Regions from separate parts of the Homo sapiens genome. Here region 1 is linked to region 2. Evidence: chromatin loops called from intact Hi-C (ENCODE). Cell type or tissue: heart left ventricle. All regions are shown on one strand. Each heading gives the region's core, and the rest is flanking DNA. Links, peaks and the distances in the headings are about the cores only. Region 1 holds the start of LOC124901657 (a long non-coding RNA gene). Region 2 overlaps ZNF736 (zinc finger protein 736).

Region 1 (2,914 bases), core at 269-2,768, 250 kb before region 2:
ACAACATTCTTCAAATTATTTGAAGTTTAAAGGCACTGGGAAAAGGGATTACTAGAGATGTCATTTTACTATGTTACCCAATAATGTATTATTACCATTTGTTACCTGCAGCCTTGATTAAGGTGGGATAGGTTACAGATGGTGACAGGATATACTTCATTCAATGCACAACAATTTAAACACACTAAAGCCACTTTTGTTTGATTTTAAAAATTATGGATCGCGCCCCCCAGCCCCCTCCCCCGACCCCGGGCCGGTGCAGCCGCAGGCGGGGTCCCCCTCCCCCTTCCCCCTCCCCCTTGCCCCTCTCCCCCCAGGCCTCGCGCGCCCCGGACCGGCCCCCCCTTTCCCCTCCCCCTCCGTGCCGCCTCTGCCGCGATGCCCCCCGCTGCGCCCGGGGCCCGGCTCCGGCTTCTCGCCGCCGCCGCCCTGGCCGGCTTGGCCGTCATCAGCCGGGGGCTGCTCTCCCAGAGGCTGGAGTTCAACTCTCCTGCCGACAACTACACAGTGTGTGAAGGTGACAACGCCACCCTCAGCTGCTTCATGGACGAGCATGTGACCCGCGTGGCCTGGCTGAACCGCTCCAACATCCTGTACGCCGGCAACGACCGCAGGACCAGGGACCCGCGGGTGCGGCTGCTCATCAACACCCCCGAGGAGTTCTCCATCCTCGTCACCGAGGTGGGGCTCGGCGACGAGGGCCTCTACACCTGCTCCTTCCAGACCCGCCACCAGCCGTACACCACTCAGGTCTACCTCATTGTCCACGTCCCTGCCCGCGTTGTGAACATCTCGTCGCCTGTGATGGTGAATGAGGGAGGTAATGTGAACCTGCTTTGCCTGGCCGTGGGGCGGCCAGAGCCCACGGTCACCTGGAGACAGCTCCGAGACGGCTTCACCTCGGAGGGAGAGATCCTGGAGATCTCTGACATCCTGCGGGGCCAGGCCGGGGAGTATGAGTGCGTGACTCACAACGGGGTTAACTCGGCGCCCGACAGCCGCCGCGTGCTGGTCACAGTCAACTATCCTCCGACCATCACGGACGTGACCAGCGCCCGCACCGCGCTGGGCCGGGCCGCCTACTGCGCTGCGAAGCCATGGCGGTTTCCCCCGCGGATTTCCAGTGGTATAAGGATGACAGACTACTGAGCAGCGGCACGGCCGAGGGCCTGAAGGTGCAGATGGAGCGCACTCGCTCGATGCTTCTCTTTGCCAACATGAGCGCCCGGCATTACGGCAACTATACGTGTTGCGCCGCCAACCGGCTGGGAGCGTCCAGCGCCTCCATGCGGCTCCTGTGCCCAGGATCCCTGGAGAACTCAGCCCCGAGGCCCCCAGGGCCCCTGGCCCTCCTCTCCGCCCTGGGCTGGCTGTGGTGGAGAATGTAGGCGCAACCCAGTGGAGCTCGCCTCCCCCTGCAGGGGGCCTCAGGCCAAGAGTGAGAGAAAAGGGGGAGCAAGAGCCCTGGGTCTCGTGGGGGCAGAAGGGCTCTCGGCCACCAAGGAAGAAGAGAAGAGGAGAAAGAGGAGGAGGCAGAGGAAGAAAGATCTTTAGAGAACCCATCACTGTGAGGGGTAACGCAAAATTATGTATCTTTCTACAGCCATTCTCGCTACCCGTTCACGTTTCCGATTGTGACCCACTCCCGCCACCCCATACCCCTCTCTCTTAGCTCAGGCTGTCAACAGGCTTGTGTGGGTGTGGGTGTGTGAGTGTAAGCCTGCATGCGTGTGTAGGTGTCTGTGTCTCTGTGTGTGTGTGTGTGGGTGGGCTGGGGGAAGGGACTCAACCGTCCTCCCACCCCCGAAACCCCCATGTCCACTGTCCCCAACCCTACTGCCTCTCACCTCTGGCTGGAGGTAGGTATGAGGCTCTGCAGTGGAAGCTGTGAAGAGAGGCTTACCAGGCTCCCTGCTTCCCCAATATATGCAGGCACACTGACCCCTCCCCCTGTCGAAAGGACAACTCCTGGCAGGTTGGGAGTGGGGAGGGGCATCGCACTCACCTGTCAAGCTGTCATTCAGCCTTTGCGAGTAAGTGGGGGACCTCCATCTGGGTTCTGGGCTTCCCTGCTGTCAACCACCAGCTTCCTGTAGCCAGAGGCTCCATCGCTGGCTCAGTGGCCTGAGACCTTCCCACTTTTCCTGTCCCTACCCACCCTGGATTTTCTGGCCCCCTCTTGGGCCAATCGGTGCTTCCATCCAACTGTCAGACTGGTGGCAGGAGTCACCTGTCTGTTTCAGTGCTTTGCCTTACCCCTGCCACCACTCCCCTTGGCCTTGATTTCCCCACCTGCGGAACCAGCCAGCTGCCCCTGGGGCCTTTGCAGCTGGCCCACAGGTGTGGGCTTGCTGGTCTATCACTTCCTGGCCTCTCCACCAACTGTACTTCCCAAAGGCTACCTGACCGCCCTCACACACACTCAGACACACCACACACACACACACCAGCGACTGTGACCAGCAATAGCCCCCTGGCTCCAGCTGTCCTGTAGCTGGTGACTAGCTGTATTTCCCCCTGGGTAGGCATCTGTTGTCAGGAAGGGACGCTGAGAGGCTGCAGCCTCAGCTCTGATTGTAGGAATACTCCGCCCTGGTACACCACACCACACAAAGTGGGGGACAGAGAGGCATCACACAGACATCCTGAGCCCAGATAAAGATGCCATGTCACCAACTCCGACTCCCACGAGACCCTCTATATAAACACCCACCCCAAACCACACCACTCAGAGTCTGGTGGAGAAGAGGAGAGGGCAAGGCTCAGTGACTGTACCTCAGACGGGGGCATGGGCCCCATCCCACGTTGTCTTCCATTCCCAGGGTCCAGGGGATGGGGTGGGACTGGGGAGGGATTCTAGGGAGGGGGTGGGAGGCCCTGGGGGCTGTGTGTTCCAATTCATGGGGATTGTTGA
Region 2 (2,914 bases), core at 283-2,782:
TATACTCAACGATAAATAATCTGTTATTATTATCTGTTTCACAAATAAGAGCTGTGAGACACAAAGAGGCTGTGTAACTTATAAAAGTTGACTTTTTAATTGTGAGAATAAGTTTCAGGTCCTTTTTAAAGCGAACTTTCTTCTCTATTAGATGTCTTTTGTCACATTCTCAGCCGTAATTTTAGAAATGTCTGTATCTTCACTCCTGCTCACAATGTATTTTGATGTTACTATCTTAACACTTCTTAGAACAGTGCTTGGCATATTGTACATAGCATTATCAAACATGATTCCCAAAGGAAAAAAATAAAAACATAATTTCTATTTGTAGATGATATACTATACCTAGAAACTCAAGAGATTTGACAAATACCAAGATTTAGCATAGTGGCAGCATAAAAAATAAAACTTTATAAAATAAATATAAAAATTGATGTTCTATCATATTGAGATACCACTTCACACACATGAGAATGGCTATTATATGAAAAACAACAGCATAATCCCTAAAAGAACAAGCGGTAAAAAGAAGAGGGAGAAATTAGAATGATTTTTAACTCCTGGTGCAAATGTAAAATGGTGTAGCCACTATAAAAAACAATGTGGACATTTCTTGGAAAAAAAAAACCATAAAATGTACCTTCTTCTATGTTTAGAACATAGAATTATATGATCCAGCTATTTCATTGCTAAATTCAGACTGTAGTTCAACAACATACAGCTTATCACTAATCAATGTTATTTCTGCAAACTAACGAGAATTCCTGACAATGGCTGACTACTTATTCTGCTTCTTACTTTATAAACCGTATTAAAAAGGCCAAAGTTCATATCTTAGGTAACATGCATCTGAGTCTTCCAGGCAGCTGTCCTCACCTTGGCTGAAGTAAATTCTTTAAAATTTTATTTTTTTGCCCCTGCTTCTTCCTTTGGATTGATATTTCTGGTGCTGTGAGCAGGATTCAGAGGGACACCCCCAACCATCCAACATCCCTCTTGAACTCAGAAACTAGTCAATGAGAACCCCTTGTATTCTTCCAGCTCCCAGTACATTGTTGAGTGTAAGGGGTGAGTCCTCCTGAATTCAGATCTCCCTACTATTTCATGAGGTCAAGACTTTGCTTGAGCTGTTCTTTTCAACCCTCACTTTCTAGAAAAAATATTTCCATTTTTGGCTAAAGTCAGGAGATTTTAATTTCAATATTTTTAACTGCTTTCTCTGCTACTGTCTCAAGACAGAAAATCTGGGTCATAATACTGGCAGTCTAGCCCTGGTGGTTTTACTTCTTTTGTTCTAAAATTAGGTAACATGCTTTAAAAAACACAGCTGTTTTCTATTGCTTCTAATTTGAACTTGACTTTTTGGGACCTTCAAAGCAAAAGGTGCATGGGAGTGAATTCTCTCATCCCAAAGATAAAAGGCAATTTCTTTAACTGACTCATTTGGGTGCTCTAGGCAACTAGAGACTTTGTAGAGGTGTTAGGATGATTTTCAATGCTTTGTACCAGTCTCACAGGGTCCTCCCAAAAGAAAAACACCTGCAGAGACTTTTAACTAAGCTGGAAGTAAACATAAGCATTGCTCACCCAGCACTATAATCAGCAACTCTTGGGTGACACCTTGAGGAGTGATGCTCATACACAGCACACTTAGACCTGGTACACTGCTCTGGCCATGATCACCTTTGAAAAGTTTCTAAATTATGGAAAACTGATCATCAAAACCATTCTTTTCCTTCTAGGTAACATGCCTTAGAAACATAAGCTGAACTTATGTATAATACCTATGGAGCTTCATCTTGCAAATGCCTGGGTAAATGTACCGACATGACTTCAGATGACCCCAAAATGCAATGACAAAAATGAAGGTCTTATGACATTTCTAAATTAATATATTTCCATGCACAATTGGAAACGGCAGGTTTTAGAATGAAATTTAATGAAAGGCCTTCTTTCTGTTTTGCCTGGCTACATTCTAATAAGAGATTTCAAAGTACATTTTAAGAGGGCTCTTTCACTTCCTCAAAAAAAAACCTTTTAAATGTTCAAAATGCCTGTTTGATTGCTGCAGGATTTACAATACATACTTTAACTTTTTCCAGTCTTTTCTCAGTCTCTCGGAGATGTAAATCTTACCATGTATTTGAAATGTTAACATCCAGAGAATTAGCAAAACAGCATTCTAGCTGAGATCAAATTGGAGAAAAAAAAATTGAAGTTTTTTTAGACCAAACCTCAAAATTTTATTTCTCAATGAATTATCTCTAGCTTAGGCAAAAAAACATTACATACATAATAATTAATTACTAATGTATTTGTTTTTATTATTTGATTTTTGCTCTTGACCTTCTGGAGTCCACATTTGTAAACTTGTCTACTCCCATAGACAGCTTTCATTCTCCTGTTTTACCAACCATTTCTTAAAATCTTGTGTCTGGCCTTTGTGGGTAGATGGTAAACTGAGAAGCTGAGATACTAAAAAATGTGGCCTGAAAATATAGATTGCAACCCACTTGCAGTAAGCTGTTCTTAGGAGAAGTTTTGATTACAGAAGAGCTACAATTTTTTTGTTATTTCTCTGAAGTTTTAAAGTCATACAGGATTTCTTGGATTTGGCCTCATGAATGTTTGTGTTGGTTTTTAGTCACTAGTTCAGGTATCCCTTTAATTTAAAATTTCAGTTTATATTTAGAGTGTAATAGAAACTTTTGTTGTTTTGTTTGTTTAGTCTTCTCTCTGGAACTAAATAAAACCATATACTGTGGTTTGGAAAAAAGAAAACTATTTACTGAAAAATTTCAAAGAGAAACAGCTTTGAATAGTGATTACCCTAGGCCTCCAGTAAACAAAAATGCCCCATCTCCAAAATTCCTTCTTGATGTAAATTTTAGAAAGAAAAAGATAAATTTTAGAA

Evidence for each region. Peaks named below come from ENCODE experiments on the same cell type or tissue, not always from the same donor. Only the 100,000 strongest peaks of a DNase experiment are listed, where the experiment ranks them.
Region 1: it touches region 2 in a loop (5-fold over the local background); 21 of 110 quality-filtered maps call a loop at or near these places.

What each region holds. Positions count from the first base shown.
Region 1 is chr7:64,567,902-64,570,815 of GRCh38, reverse strand. LOC124901657 (a long non-coding RNA gene) reads right to left here and starts at 2,141. Exons shown (of 2, transcript XR_007060357.1): 1 at 1,848-2,141. It also overlaps the pseudogene LOC100129293. In heart left ventricle, for the core only: a CTCF peak has its summit at 1,287; DNase peaks (open chromatin) are centred at 594 and 1,188; H3K4me3 peaks cover 1,296 bases.
Region 2 is chr7:64,319,822-64,322,735 of GRCh38, reverse strand. All of the region lies in intron 1 of ZNF736 (zinc finger protein 736), which reads right to left. Among named protein-coding and RNA genes, the nearest start is that of ZNF736, 7.3 kb to the right of the region's middle. In heart left ventricle, for the core only: a CTCF peak has its summit at 1,621; no DNase peak of the experiment used is centred there.